2 separate regions of the Homo sapiens genome follow, and region 2 is linked to region 1. Evidence: chromatin loops called from intact Hi-C (ENCODE). Cell type or tissue: dorsolateral prefrontal cortex. All regions are shown on one strand.

Region 1 (8,000 bases):
CATAGAAGTCTTTTACTTTTTTGGTTAAATTTATCCTAGGTGTTTTTTTTTTTTAATAGCTATTGTAAATAAGATCACCTTCTTTATTTCCTTTCAGCTAGTTTGTTATTGGAGTCTAGAAATATCACTGATTTTTGTATGTCGACTTTGTATCCTGCAACTGTACTGAATTAGTTTATTAGTTCTTAGAGTGTTTTGGTAGAGTCATTAGTTTTGGGGGATATATATATATATACATATATATATGAATATATGAATATATAGTCATGTTACATGCAAAGAAGGACAATTTAATTTCCTTTTTTTCCAATTTGGATGCCCCTTATTTCTTTCTCTTGACTAATTGCAATGGCTAGGACATCCAACATTATACTGAATAAGAGTGGTAAAAGTGGGCATTCTTGACCTGTTTTCCAGTTCTTAGAAGAAAGGCTTTGAGCTTTTCCCCATTCAGTATGATCTTAGCTGTGTGTTTGTCATATATCGTCTTTATTGTGTTTAGATATGTTCCTTCTATGCCTCATTTGTTTAGAGTTTTTTTTTTTTATCATGAAAGCATGTTGAATTTTATCAAATGCTTCTTCCACATCTATTAAGATTCTCATATGGTTTTTGTCATTCATTCTGTTGATATATCACATTTATTGATTTGCATATGTCAAATTATACTTGCATTCTGGGGATAAATCCCACTTGGTCATAGTGCATTATCTTTTTGATGTGTTGTTACATTTGTTTTGCTAGTATTTTGTTGAGGATTTTTTTTTTTTTTTGCCTCTATGTTCATCGGGGATATTGGCTTGAACTTTTTTTTCATTGTGTCTCTGTCAGATTTTGGTATCAAGTTGATAATGGCTTCATAGAATGAGTTAGAGAGGAGTCCCTCCTCCTTGAATTTTTTGGAATGGTTTCAGTAGGATTGGTAGCAGTTCTTCTTTGTACATGTGGTAGACTTTAGCTGTGAATCCGTCTGGTCCAGGGCTTTTTTTGGTTGGTAGGATTTTTATTACTGATTCACTTTTGGAATTCATTATTGGTCTGTTCAGGTTTTCTTGAACAGGAATTTCTTCCTGGTTGAATCTTGGGAGTTTTCAGGAATTTACTCATTTCCTCTAGATTTTCTATTTTTCGTGTGCATAGATATTTATAATAATCTCTGAAGATCTTTTATATTTCTGTGGGATTAGTTGTAATGTCATCTTTGTCATTTCTGATTGGGCTTAGATTTTCCTTTTTTTGTTGTTTAGCTAGCAGTCTATCAATTTTGTTTATTCTTTCAAAAAACAGACCAGGCGCGGTGGCTCATGCCTGTGATCCCAGCACTTTGGGAGGCCGAGGCGGGTGGATCACCTGAGGTCAGGAGTTCGAGACCAGCCTGATCAATATGGCGAAACCCCGTCTCTACTAAAAATACAAAAATTAGCCAGGTGTGATGGCATGCACCTGCAGTCCCAGCTACTTGGGAAGCTGAGACAGGAGAATTGCTTGAACCCAAGAGGCAGAGGTTGCAGTGAGCTGAGATTGTGTCACTGCACTCCAGCCTGGGAGACAGAGCGAGACTCCATCTCAAAAAAAAAAAAATTGTTTGTTGATCTTTCGTATGCATTTTTCCATCTTAATTTCATTCAGTTCTGCTCTGATTTTGGTTATTTGTTTTCTTCTGCTAGTTTGGGATTGATTCGTTCTTTTTTTCTAGTTTCTCTAGGTGAGACATCAGGTTGTTCATTTAAGATCTTCCTAACTTCTTTGATGTAGGCATTTAGCACTATAAACTATACTCTTAGCACTGCTTTAGCTGCATCCCAAAGATTTTGATTTGTTTTGTCTCTGTTTTCATTAATTTCAAAGAATTTTTTTGATTTCTGAATTCATTTGTTTACCCAAAAGTCATTTAGGAGCAAGTTGTTTAATTTCCAAGTAATTGTGTAGTTTTGGGAGATCTTCTTGGTAGTAATTTCTGTTTTTATTGTACTGTGGTCTGAGAGTATGCTTGAGATGATTTCAGTGTTTTTAATCTTTTTCAGATTTGCTTTATGGCTGAGCATATAGTCGATCTTAGAGTATATTCCATGTGCAGATAAGAAGACTGTATATCCTATGGTTTTGGAGTGGACTAGTCTGTAGATATTTATTGAGTCCAATTGGTCAAGTGTTGAATTTAAGACCAGAATTTCTTTATTAATTAATTTTTCGCTTTGATGATCTCTCTAATCCTGCCAGTTGGGTGTTGAAGGCTCCCAATATTATTGTGTGACTAAGTCTTTTCATAGGTCCAGAAGAACTTGTTTTATGAATCCGGGTGCTCCAATGTTAGCTGTGTGTATATTTAAGATAGTTAACTCTTCTTTTTGAATTTTTCCCTTTGTCACTGTGTAATGCCCTACTTTGTCCTTTTAGATCATTGTTGGTTTAAAGTCTGTTTTATCTGATATAAGAATAGTGACCCCTGCTTTCCTTTTGTTTTCCATTTGCATGATAGATCTTTCTCCATCCCTTTACTTTGAGCCTGTGGGTGTTCTTACATGTGAGATGGGTCTCTTGAAGACAGAATATGGTTGGGCCTTATTTTTTTAATCCATTTTGCCATCCTAAGCCTTTTAAGTTGGGTATTTAGACCATTTGCCTTCAAGGTTTATATCAATATGTGAGATTTTGATGCTGTCATCACATTGTTGGCTGGTTGCTTTGTAGATTTGATTGTGTATCTCCTTTATGGTGTCTGTGGGCCATGTACTTGTGTTTTTGTGGTGCCAGGTACTGTTCTTTCATTTCCACATTTAGCACTTCCTTAAGGACTTCTTGTAAGACTGGTCTAGTGCTCATGAATTTCCTTAGCTTTGATTGTCTGAAAAGGATTTTATTTCTCCTTTGCTTATGAAGCTTTCTTTGGAAGAATATCAAATTATTGTTTGGAGTTTATTTTATTTAATAATGCTGAAAATAGGTCCACAGTTTCTTCTCACTTGTAAGTTTCTGCTGAGAGGTCTACTCCTAGCCTGATGGGATTTCCTTTGTAAGTAAGCTGACCTTTCTCTCTAGCTGCCTTTAAGATTTTTTCTTTTGCATTGACCTTGGTGAATCTGTTAACTATATGTCTTGAGGATGGTCATCTTGTATGGTATCTCACAGGACTTTGCTGAATTTCTTAAATTTGCCTATTGACTTCTCTAGTGAGATTGGGAAAAGTTTTGCGCACTATATTTTCAAATATGTTTTCCAAGTTGTTTACTCTTCTTCTCTTTCAGAAATGCCAGTGAGTCATAGGTTTGGTCTCTTTACATAATCTCTTATTTCTTGGAGGTTTTGTTCATTTTCAATTTTTTTTTTTTTTTTTTTGAGACAGAGTCTTGGTCTGTCGCCCAGGCTGGAGTGCAGTGGCGTGATCTCAGCTCACTACATCCTCCACCTCTCAGGTTCAAGCAATTTTCATGCCTCAGCCTCCTGAGTAACTGGGACTACAAGCGCGTGCCACCAAGCCTCACTAGTTTTTGTATTTTTAGTAGAGATGGGGTTTCACCATGTTGGCCAGGCAGGTCTCAAACTCCTGGCCCCAAGAGATCCTCCCACCTCAGCCTCCCAAAGTGCTGGGATCATAGGCATGAGCCACCACCCCTGGCCCGAAATTCTTTTTTCTTTATTTTTGTCTGACTGAATTGATTTGAAGGACCAATCTTTGAGCTCTGAGATTCTTTCCTCATCTTGGTCTATTCCGTTGTTAATGCTTCCAACTGTATTATGAAATTTCTGTAGTGAATTTTTCAATTCCAGAAGGTCAGTTTGTTTGTTTCTTAAAATGGCTTTGTCAACTTTTTAACTCTTGGATCATTTTACCAAATTCCTTGGATTAGGTTTCAGCTGTCTCCTGAATCTCATTAAGCTTCCTTACCACCCAGATTCTGAGTTCTATGTTTGTCATTTCAGCCATCTCAATTTAGTTAAGAACAATTTCTGGCGAGCTAGTACAATTGTTTGGAGATAAGGAGGCACTGACTTTTTGAATTGCCAAAGTTCTTGCATTAAATCTTTCTCTTCTGAGAGGGCACGTGTTCTTTTATCTTGTTGAATTTGCTATCATTTCGATGAGGCTTTTTGTTTTTATATTCTTTGTATCCCTTGTGGGTTTGACTGTAGCATAAGCTGAGTATAGTCAGTTGGCTTTATTTCTGGGTGCTTTCAGAGGGCCAACACTCTGTATGGGATATTTATTAATACTTGTGGCTAGATTCTGGCACTGGATTTCACAGGCAGTGTATACTGGAAGAGTTTGGGGTGTTGTAATTTAGGCTTCAATCCAGTAGATGGTGCTTGAGAATAATGGCCGGCAAATAGACTCTCAGTCACATGGCTCTTTTGTATTCCAGCACATTTGCAGCAGTGGGGGTGGTGGGAAGGGGTAGCGATGATCCCCTGCCAGGTCCATTTCCAGGCCTTAGGGGAGCCCCCTCCAGTCACTGGCACCATGCCCACATCTCTTTAACCCCAAGGGGAACCCTGGCAGCCTGTGCTCTCTCCTCCCTTGGGGCAGCTCGAGCCAAAGATTAGGTCACCAGGAGATCCACAGCACACTGGAGGCCTGCTGATCCTCTGTGCTTGGGAGTCAGAGCTAATTGTGCAGTAGACCTACAGATGGTTTGTTGATGCAGTAGGTCAGGGGTGTGAGATCTCCAGGCAGGGCGGTGTTGCCGTGGGTGTATAGCTGATGTGGCACCCATAGCCTAGGGTTTTCTGCCCAGCAGACAGCTGTGGGGACTTCCCAGTTCTTTTTGCCTTGAGTGGATCTCAATAAGCTATTTTAAAGAAGTGACAACTTATCTTAGATCACAAAGTAAAGAATAGAAACAAAGAAAAAATTTTAAAAAAATTCTCTATGCTTTAACTCCATCCCCACCACATTTCAACTGCTTATTATCTAAATTTGTGTATTTTTATATTACCTTTCTCTTAATAGGTTGCTGTAGCTATTACGGCTTTTTATGAGTTTATCTTTCAGCTTCATACCAGAGTTAGGCATGGATTGCACACCATCATTACAATAATAGAGTATTCTGGTTTTGTCCATGTTGTTAATGTTACCAGTGGATTTTATGCCTTGAAAAGTTTTCTTTTTGAATGTGTATGTGGTTTTTTGTATTTTTTTATTTTCCTTCTGAAGAACTCGCTTTAGCATTTCTTGTAAGTCAGGTCTGCTGCTGTTGAATCCTCAGATTTTGTTTATCTGAAAAATACTTTATCACTCCTTCATATTTAAAAGTACCTTTGCTGAATATAGTGTTCTTGGATAACAGGTTTTTTTTTTCTTTCAACACTTTGAAAATTTATCCCACTTCCTCCTGGCCTATATGATTTCTGTTGAGAGTCAATTGTCAGATGAATTGGAGCTCTTTTATATGTTAATTACTTCTTTTCTCCTGCTACTTTTTAGGATCCTCTCTTTATCCTTGAGCTTTGAGAGTTTTATTATTTTATGCTTTGGTGTAGCCTTATTTGGGTTGAATATGTTTGGTGTTCTCTGATGCTCTTTTTTTTTTTTTTTTTTTTTTTTGAGACGGAGTCTCGCTCTGTGGCCCAGGCGGGAGTGCAGTGGCGCAATCTCGGCTCACTGCAAGCTCCGCCGCCTCCCAGGTTCACGCCATTCTCCTGCCTCAGCCTCCCAAGTAGCTGGGACTACAGGCGCCCGCCATCACGCCCGGCTAATTTTTTTGTATTTTTTTAGTAGAGACGGGGTTTCACCGTGTTAGCCAGGATGGTCTCGATCTCCTGACCTCGTGATCCGCCCGCCTCGGCCTCCCAAAGTGCTGGGATTACAAGCGTGAGCCACCGCGCCCGGCCCTGATGCTCTTATACCTGAATATTTATATCTGTTGCATTTTGGAAAGTTTTGTTATTATTTCTTTGAATAAGCTTCCTACCCCTTGCTCTTGTTCAACTCCCTCTTGAACACCAGTAATTTTTGGATTTGGTCTTTTGAGGTAATTGTCTATATTTGGTGATGATCTTCATTCTTTTTTATTCTTTTTCCACCTATGACTGCATTTTCAAGTAGCCGGTTTTCAAGCTCCCTGATTCTTTCCTCTGCTTGATTCATTCTGCTATTGTGAGGCTGTAATGAATTTTTCAGTTCAGCTAATATATTTCTCAGCTCCAAGATTTCTATTTGATTTTTAAATTATTTCAATCTCTTTGTTAAGTTTGTCTAATAAATTTTTGAATTGGTGTTCTGTTACCTTGGAGATCTCTGAGTTTCCTCAAAGCTATTAATACTAGTTTGAATTTTTGATCAGGGAGCTCTTATATGGCTATCTCATGAGGGTCAGTCACTGGTTCCTTGCTTTATCCATTTGGGGAGGTCATGGTTTTGTGTTGACTGCAGTTTCTTCTGGATGTGCAAGAAATATATATCTTGTATTGATGTCTTTGAATGAAGGATTAGTTATTTATTCCAGTGTTCTCTGTCTGGCTTATTTTTGTTTTTTATTGAATGTATTTGGTTATAGATTCTATGTAATTTACCTGTCGAATTTTTTTTTTCTTTTTTTTTTTTTTTTTTTTGGTGAGGGGCTAAGTTGCTGCCTTCTTTTTGGCACTAGATGTCACCTTACGACCAAGTTTGCCTTGGCTCCAGTAAACAATAAGAGAGCTGCTCATTCCAATTAGGGAAAGTCTCAAAGGAGATATCATGGCAGTGTGGGAAAGGTGGCTAGAGATTCATGCCCAGGGGTCCTGTGCAATGTATCTTCTGCAATGTGGTGCTACTAAACAACCACTCTGGTTTGGCATCTCCTTTAGCTGAGTTACAGACCAGAGTTTCCAGGGCTGGGGATGGTAGTCCCACCTCACCTGTTTGTTTCTGACTCTTCTCAGGGTATTTCTTTCTTCAGGCACATGTAGTGCTTCCTGTGGGTTGAGGTAGGGACAGGTTTCCTGCCAGGTAACCCAGATGGTGGGAAACCTGGATGTCACCTTTTCTGGTATAGAAATCATGAATCAGGTGGAGATTTTTTGCACTCTTGGTGCTGGGCAAATTGGAGAAATGGGCATTGCAGATGTGGAAACCCAATTCTCTTACTGCCTACTTAGAGTTTTTTTCCCATCTCTGTGGATCCAGGAACTGTCTTCTCCTCGTATTTGATTTCTGGGATATTGTTGGTGATAATTTCAGTGCTGTATATTTGGTTTTGGTTTTCTTTGTAAAGAAGTGAAGCCAGCTTGCTTCTACACTGTTATTTTGGAACCAGAAGTCCTCTCTTGTCTTTTTAATCTAATTCTCTTTAAGATAATTATTTTATCTTTGAATTAATTATTTTTTATGTAAATTACAAATAAGTCTTAATGGTTCCTTTGCTTTGTTAACCAGTACATCTTTGGAAATAACACAAGTGTAGTTTTAGAGCTTCACAATCAATAATGACTATAAAACTCAATATATGAGGAATCATAACTCCAAGTGAAAATTATATAACTCTTTGTCTTCATTTCATTGCAGTCACTTCCATCTTCATTATTTGGTTAACCACTACAGCCACATTTGGAAAGCTGTGTCTTTTCTTAACTGAACAGTCCAGTCATGCTTGTTTTATAGTCAGTAAACTGATTAAAAATTAGTAATTCAAATGTATTTCCATAATTTGCCTAATCTTAAATTATAATTAAAAAAATGCTTTTAAAGAAGTTACAGTTTTTAATTCTGATGAGATTGTATTTTATTAGTTTTTCCTTTTATGGATCATGTTTTGATATCAAGTCTAACAGCTCATCACTTAGCTGAGGGCCTGAATAATTTTTTTGTGTTCTTTTATGAAAATTCTGTAAGTTCATATTTGACATTTAAGTCCATAGTCCATTTTGAGTTAATAAATTATTAAATTTAGGTGAAGATTCATTTTTTGGCCTATTGATGGCTAGTTGTTTCAATATCATTTATTGAAAATTCTGTTATTCCTCTATTGAATTATTGTTGTACCTTTGTCAAAAATTATTGGGCATATTTGTATGGGCCTATT
Region 2 (8,000 bases), 320 kb after region 1:
TCCACCAGGCAAATAGGAAGGAGTGGCCGGCAGCCCCAGGGAAGCCGGAGCTGGAGCATTCTTGAACCAAGTTGCAGATGTAATGGTTGAGACGTCCCGGTCTTTACCTGGACCTTGGAGATTTAGTCAGGTTGCCTTGTGTAATCCTGATGCTGCTCTTTTCTTGTTAAAACAATCTTAAAAGTCCTCAGGCAGAACAAAGAGCAGATGCCTAAATGGCTGTACTTTTGATCCTGGTTTCCCTTAGGAGGTGCTCAAAAAGCATGAGCGTTTATTTATTTCGTCTCTTTTGGAAGAATGTTTGGGTTTAATGTGAAGTGTATTTAATGATTGCATTTAAAAACTGATTGCATAAATAGAGGGCTGTGCAAATACAGGAGGGGCTGCCTTGATGCAGGGCTTGGACCCAACCCAAGCCATCCTGAGCACTTAATGAAGGTGTCAGTGACATTTGTTCATTTGTGCATGCAGAGGCAGTAGAGGGCAGGGGGAGCAAACAGGAGCTTTGGAGTCCAGCAGGCCCGAATGCCTCCCTGTCTGCCCCTATTTCTTTGCTGTTGCTTTTTGTTGTTGTTGTTGTTTGCTACGGGATATTGACAATCTCAACCTTAATTCCTCACCTGTGCACTGAGGATTGCAAAGGGCGCCCTCATCAGTTTCATGTGAGGATTACACGAAAGGAGGGAAGCAAAGCGGGGGAGGAGGATGGTCCTGAAAGTGTGGATCGGTGGGCGTTTGCTCCTCCAGCCCTGGGTGGGAGACCCTCAGGAGCACGAGCGAGAACTTCACAGCCTGTGGTCTCTCCTTCCCTCACAGAAGTGGTCGACCAGAAGGCCGTGTATTTCTTCAACCTGACTTCCATGCAAGACTCGGAAATGATCCTTACGGCCACTTTCCACTTCTACTCAGAGCCGCCTCGGTGGCCTCGAGCGCTCGAGGTGCTATGCAAGCCGCGGGCCAAGAACGCTTCAGGCCGCCCGCTGCCCCTGGGCCCGCCCACACGCCAGCACCTGCTCTTCCGCAGCCTCTCGCAGAACACGGCCACACAGGGGCTACTCCGCGGGGCCATGGCCCTGGCGCCCCCACCGCGCGGCCTGTGGCAGGCCAAGGACATCTCCCCCATCGTCAAGGCGGCCCGCCGGGATGGCGAGCTGCTCCTCTCCGCCCAGCTGGATTCTGAGGAGAGGGACCCGGGGGTGCCCCGGCCCAGCCCCTATGCGCCCTACATCCTAGTCTATGCCAACGATCTGGCCATCTCGGAGCCCAACAGCGTGGCAGTGACGCTGCAGAGATACGACCCCTTCCCTGCCGGAGACCCCGAGCCCCGCGCAGCCCCCAACAACTCAGCGGACCCCCGCGTGCGCCGAGCCGCGCAGGCCACTGGGCCCCTCCAGGACAACGAGCTGCCGGGGCTGGATGAGAGGCCGCCGCGCGCCCACGCACAGCACTTCCACAAGCACCAGCTGTGGCCCAGCCCCTTCCGGGCGCTGAAACCCCGGCCAGGGCGCAAAGACCGCAGGAAGAAGGGCCAGGAGGTGTTCATGGCCGCCTCGCAGGTGCTGGACTTTGACGAGAAGACGATGCAGAAAGCCCGGAGGAAGCAGTGGGATGAGCCGAGGGTGTGCTCCCGGAGGTACCTGAAGGTGGACTTCGCAGACATCGGCTGGAATGAATGGATAATCTCACCGAAATCTTTTGATGCCTACTACTGCGCGGGAGCATGTGAGTTCCCCATGCCTAAGGTAGGGTTTCTTCCGCCTTTTGCCAAATTCTAAGGCTCAGCTCTGCCGCTACCGTCAAGTTCCTCAGCCTGCAGGACTTCTGTTTCCCCATCTGCAAAATGGGAATAACAGTACTTCCTATCTATTCCAGGCAGGAAATAGGTAGACATAGGTCACCAAGTGGCAGCCCGTAGGGTAGTTGCCGCCCACATATGTGTGAGTTTGGCTGTGTTTTTTGAAGTATTGGCTTGGTTGAATTGGGACTTTAAAATGAGAACATTCTTTTGAAAAGCAGGAGAATCCATGTCTTTAGAAACGCATCCCCACATAGCAACTATCTGCAGAGGTTGAGTAGATGCTGCTTCCTGTACACACGGCAGGTCCCAGAAGCTCCCTCCTGACCAAGGCTCTCATTTCTGTTCCCAGCCTGGACCCCAGAGTGTGGCAATCTGTGACTAGCACAGTGCTAGCCTCAGCAGCTCTCCCACTGTAGATTCCCTCCTCCTTGCAGCTCAGGGCAGGAATCCACAGGGAATAGGCCTTCACTGTGCACAGGGTCTGCAGGACACACAGCACTGGGCTGTTCTGTCTGTTGCACCAGCCTAAGGATTTCCAGTTCTCACCTTCGCTCCAGACTGGGCTGTGGCTGAGTCCATCCCTCTCCCTGCAGCCTGCTCTGCAGCAGCCTGGCTGCTTGTGATGTCAGCCCTCGGCACTCAGCACACAGTTTCTTCCTGCTTAGTTACTCTGCCCAGGGCAGGTCATGCCTTTCCCTCCAAGAAAAGAAAGTCAGTGCATAAATCCAATTTGAACTTAAATAATCAGCCAGCTGGGGAAGTCCAGACCCAGACATGGGGCAGCAGTAACGTGTTTGGGAATTAAATGGCTTCTCCTCAAAACTTCTCCTCAAAACCGTGCATGTGCAAGAGAGAGGGAGGTGCCTGACATAGAGACGGAGCCTGCTAAAAGGGCCTAGCAAAGACCCAGGCAGATGCAAGCCCGGAACCCTGAAGGCTTGCAGCTGGTTGGCCATGCGGTTAGCTTATCACCCTGGCTTGCTGCCTCCCCACCTTCCGGGACACCAGCCAGAACGCTGCAAAGGCAGGTGTCCCTGCCCTGCTCCCTTCCCACCACACCCACACAAGAGGGCTTCCTCCTCAACAGCACTACATATACAAATCTCTGTTTGGCTGGTGATGCACTGAAGTGGATGACCCGGTTGGTTCATCTTGTCAGAGGTGGGCACAGTTTTCCAAGCCAGGTCACTTTCTAACTAGGGGTCTTGGTCAAGTTACTCAGTCATTTTAAACCTCGGTGTCTTCCCAGTAAAGTCCAGGTAATACCCACCCCATAAAATTGCTAAGCTGACAAAAAAAAGGGGGTGATGCAGGGAGAGCAGCCCCTAGGAAATGTCAATGTCCAGCCTGTCACACTGCCACGCACATGCCAGGCCTTCCCTTCAGTGACAAGAGCACAACCTCGTGAGAAGCATGCCTGTCCTCCTCAGACTGCGAGACCAGGGCTGTGCTGGCATCTCGCTGGGTTTTCCCTCTGGGCAGCTTCTGCCTGCTTCCTGGTGCTCCGCGGGGATGTGTGACACTCAGGCGCCCCCATGTGGCCCTGCCGTGTTGGGGACACAGCGTGCCTCAGGGAAGCCAAAGGGCAGGAAGGCCTGGGGGCTCTTGGAGACCTCAGCCCGGAACTCAGCGTATGTCTGATTTTAGAGGAACCGTGTGCCCCGCCTTGGGATCTCGTCCATTCCTCTAGGTGGATGCCTATTCTGTGGCCTCAGCCGGGGAACAACAGCAGAGCAGTATGGCCTGGGACTGTGAGGATGGCATGGGTGCGTGGGTGGGTGAGGGCGGAGCTGAGGTAACCCTACTCCTTTTCTGCCTTGCAGATCGTTCGTCCATCCAACCATGCCACCATCCAGAGCATTGTCAGGGCTGTGGGCATCATCCCTGGCATCCCAGAGCCCTGCTGTGTTCCCGATAAGATGAACTCCCTTGGGGTCCTCTTCCTGGATGAGAATCGGAATGTGGTTCTGAAGGTGTACCCCAACATGTCCGTGGACACCTGTGCCTGCCGGTGAGACCACTCCAGGGTGGAAAGAAGCCACGCCCAGCAGAGCTGCCTTCTCGGAGCCTTCTGCAACCAGGACTTGTGGTGCAGCTGCAGACACAGAGCACAGCTCATGGGCAACATCACTGGGGCCCAGAGAGAGCTGTCCGCCAGTGCATCATTAGGGGGTCTTTCATTGCTAGTGACTAGCCCCTTAAATGCCAGCCTGAGTACCTGAAGGAATCTGGGAATTAGCCCTGGCCTGAAAGTGGCCCATCATTCATACCCACTGTTCTGAAGGCTTGAAAACAAAACATATCCACAACATTGGCTTGATGTGATCATCATCTCATAACTGAGCAAGAAGACTATGCAAATCTTAGGGCGCTCGCTCCCTGCACACGGAAAGAACTCTGTTTAAATGCTCAGTTCAGAACACTTTGGGCCACATAGTGATTTTGGAAAACAGGATAATCGTGGTGTAAATGAGTGTTTCCTTTCAAAGTCCACTGCAGAGCTTTTATCCATATGGTATGCACATGTAGCCAATATTGGTTTCTTTTTCTTAATATATATATTTTATTTTAAAACAACAAAAAGGGAGGGCGTTGACACCATTCCCCACAGAGATAGTCATGCTGAGTGTGGGTTGTTTAAACATGCATATTGAAATAACACATATAGTAACGTGGGAATACTAAAAAATAACCAAGATTTTATATTTTTGTAAATTATACTTTCTATACTGTAGATTGTGTATGTTATGTGTTTTTATGGAAAGCTAATAAATTAAAGGTACAGTGGTATCTTGAAAAACTGAATGTCACCCATTTCAAAATCTCACTGGCTCCCCATCTGTAAGTACACCATCTGGTGGTTGCTGGGGTCTCAGCCTCTTTTAGGGTCGCTGGAGTCCCCTAAGCCATCTCCATACTCCCTGGTGTCTGTCCCAGGCTCCAGAAACCCAGGCTTTCCCATGCTTTCCAGGGGCCTGTCCCACTACTGGTTCCTGCAAACCCAAGCTAGGCTGATGTTGAGAATGGACATGGCTCCAGACAGGGACAGTGGCCTCTCGGGGTTTCTCCTCATCCCCTAGCCTCAGGGACATGGATTGATTGGGAGGTGCCTGGGGTGTTTAAAAAAACATCTATGGTTGCCTGGTCAGAGATCTTTTACTTCTGGTAATTCATGGAGCAAGAGATTCAACATAAGTAGGGGTCTCTCCTGAGGTCCAAGGACTCATGAGGAAGTGGACGGGCCATGTGGTCTCCTGCACCTGCTTCTCTTTTGCTTGTGTGTAGAAGGATCACCCAAGCCACCCCAAATTGTTCCCTTATGCCCTTCGTTTACATTGCCTTATGATGGAGTGCCTGAAGCTGCTTAACCAGCATTTCTGAAAGAGAATCTGGATCCAATTTGAGACAGGTGTATATATAGCAGTCCCATCAGCTGGGACCTACAGATGACGTGGCCCCAAGTCTTAGAGGAAACTGCAAAGCCATAGTGGTTTTCTAAGAGGGGATGTCCAAGGAGAGAAGCAGCTCTGGTGTCTGTCTTGGGCCTTAGGCTGGGCTCTGGAGACCAGGATTCCTGTGCAAGGGATATATGGGGAAGTGCTCTCAGGAGACATGGGCAAGGGTGAGGTGAAGCAGAAAAGCAGGCTGGGAGCAATCCTGTGGGGAGCTTTGGAGCTTAGTTACTCCTCAGGGCAGTGTGGCCTCGAGCAAGGGAGCTGGGTGTTCAGGGCCTCTTGGCTTCTGGCTGCCCTGGGAAGGGCGATGTAAAGTCCCAGTTCCCTGGCCTTCTGCCCAGGCAGCCACAGTGATTCCAGGAGCCTAGGTAGCATCCGAAGAGTGGCAACTCCTGGAGGCGAAGCCATTGAAACTGGAGAATGATTAGCCAGAACTGGTAGGTGAGGGGGATGCGAGGGTGCCAGGGTGAAGCTCCGCAGCTTCTGCTCAGCATCTCCTATGAGGTGCTCCAAGTGACCCTGGGACACATGCGTGAGCAGCTGCCGTGGGGACCCCTACCTGCTGGGCACATGGCCCTGCCTGCTGACAGAGGTCAGGGGAGTGGTGGGATGGTCCTCCACACTCACCACCTTATTCCCTTACTCCCACAGGAACTGGACATGGGACCAAATTGTTCCCTTCAAGCTGCTATAGGTTGCTGGGCTGGCGCAAACTGGCCTGCACTTTAGTGCTTGGTTTGCCATGTCTAATTCTCTTTGGAACATGACAGGATATAAGTTAATAGCAAAATAAGTAAAAATATTGGGGCTTAATAAAACTCCAAGTCCCTTTCTTCTGAATATTCCATCCCTCATTTTCTTCTCATTCAACTGCCCCCTTTCTATTTTTGCTAAACATGGGCTGTCCAATAGTAGTTTTATCTTATTCTTTCTAGCACTTGCAGTTTCTGGGAGGCCTTCTGGATTCCCCCCAAATACCTGGAATGCCTCTGAGTCCTCATGTCTGGCTTACTGGGATTGGGGAGGGCAGGCTGGGACACTCTCCCTGGGTCCAGCTGTGGGCATGGCCTCCAGGCCTGTGCCTGGATGGAAGGTGCTCAGTTGTTGCCATCTTTCCTGGGCATGCCCTGAAGACCTTGGAATGTGAAATGGGGCAGGTCCCAACTGGGGACATGACATGTCCCAACTCTACAGTAGGAGAAGCTGGTATCATTAGTGACCCCTCCAATGTATAGAAGACCACGCAGTTACAGGATCTTGCTTAGCCTCACAGCAGCCTTGCAACTTACTGCCCAATTGGAGCTGCAGAAAAACAAGCTCAGGAAGGGTAAGTAACATGTCCATTGATGTCTTGCCAAGACCACAGGGAACATTAAGTTTGATGCTCAAGGCCGCCTGATTTAAGGCCTACATGACTGGCACTGACCCTGAACTTCCTGGCCAGTGATCCCCAGTCTGCTAGGATTGTCCCAACAACACTGAGGTTGGGACACAGTAAAGTGAGGTTAAAAAGAAATATGTTTATGAAATAACTTGTTTTTCCCTTAAAACAAAAAATGTCAACATTACATTGTCATAAGAGCCCAAAAGATTCCATCATACGGTCTGGACACGGTTTGCTGATGTCACTCAACTGGGCCTGTTTCATTCTGGAGGGAGCAGGGTGGTGGCCTGCAGCTGGGCCGCATCTCTGAATTTACACATCCTCTAGAAGGGCAGGGCCTCTTATAGATTAGTTCATGTGACAAACATAAATAGTACCATTGAGAGCTAAAAACTTGAGGGCTGGGAGAAAACTTCAGAAGGCTTCCAATACAACCTTTATACTTGAGAAATGGGGAGACTTGAGTCCTGGTACTACCAGGTGTTTTGCCTGGGGTGTCCCAATAGGTGCCTCTCTATGACTTCATAAAATGTCATCAGAGCAGAAGCTTATAACTCATGTTTCTTCTGTGGCCAGGATGGAGACAAAGCTGTGACTGAGGAACTTATGCATGTCTGAGGTGGGAAGGGGAGGATGAGAGGAGGAGACTCTGGAGGAGGAGGAATGGAGACGACTCCACAAAGAGGCTGACTTTGAGACCAAGCAGGACGAAAGAGCCGGGCTTGGCTGGTGGAATAAGGACATCACAAAGAGCGTCTGCAGCAGCGCATGCCAGGGAGGGCTTGAAGGTAGTGTCAGTGAGAAACCAGGAGGGCTGGCCAGCTGGCCAGCTCTGGCTGTGACTTGTGCACCAAAACACCAACATTAGAGTTCAAAACTATTTCCCTTTATCAAAACCTGGAAACATAAGATCCTTCACAGGTGTTTCTGGGATTTCCATTCCCCTTCTCTCTGCTCCCTGAGATAATAATGTCCATGAATCCTCTATCTATCCTGCCTCCAGTCCGCTCACTCACGCTCAGCCCAACCCCAAGCCATGCTCCTCTAGCATCTCCCAGCAGGCTTGTTTGTATGGGTCAGGGATAGGTGGGTCAGATGGAGAAGAAATATGTTTATTTATCCAATTATGTAGCATTTACTATGTGCCAAATACCATGCTAGGCAATGTATTCATATGTTTTCTCTTGGAAGGCTCTTATGAGTTCCCTCTTTTGTCAAAACCACTGTGCAAAATGCCTATCAGAGTTGCCTGGAGAGCTTGACACAGTTGGGCCCCCTAGCATTGTTTCTGATTCAGGTTGAGCCTTTATTTCTATCCAGTTCCCAGGCACTGCTGCTGCTGGCTCCATGGCCATGCTTTGAG

Evidence for each region. A loop is a pair of places that touch in the nucleus more often than their neighbours do. Peaks named below come from ENCODE experiments on the same cell type or tissue, not always from the same donor. Only the 100,000 strongest peaks of a DNase experiment are listed, where the experiment ranks them.
Region 2: a loop joins it to region 1, with 5 times the contacts of the local background. A loop is called at or near these places in 9 of 110 quality-filtered maps.

The regions. Positions count from the first base shown.
Region 1 is chr10:46,988,805-46,996,804 of GRCh38, forward strand. All of the region lies in intron 9 of PTPN20 (protein tyrosine phosphatase non-receptor type 20), which reads left to right. Among named protein-coding and RNA genes, the nearest start is that of PTPN20, 81 kb to the left of the region's middle. In dorsolateral prefrontal cortex, CTCF peaks have their summits at 4,314 (motif pointing right) and 4,520; a DNase peak (open chromatin) is centred at 4,507; H3K4me3 peaks cover 617 bases; H3K27ac peaks cover 973 bases.
Region 2 is chr10:47,308,980-47,316,979 of GRCh38, forward strand. GDF10 (growth differentiation factor 10) reads left to right here. Exons shown (of 3, transcript NM_004962.5): 2 at 817-1,742; 3 at 3,622-4,598. The coding sequence ends at 3,813. Among named protein-coding and RNA genes, the nearest start is that of GDF2, 9.5 kb to the right of the region's middle. RefSeq lists enhancers at 1,351-1,851, 2,950-3,450, 3,251-3,400. In dorsolateral prefrontal cortex, a CTCF peak has its summit at 3,334 (motif pointing left); a DNase peak (open chromatin) is centred at 3,322.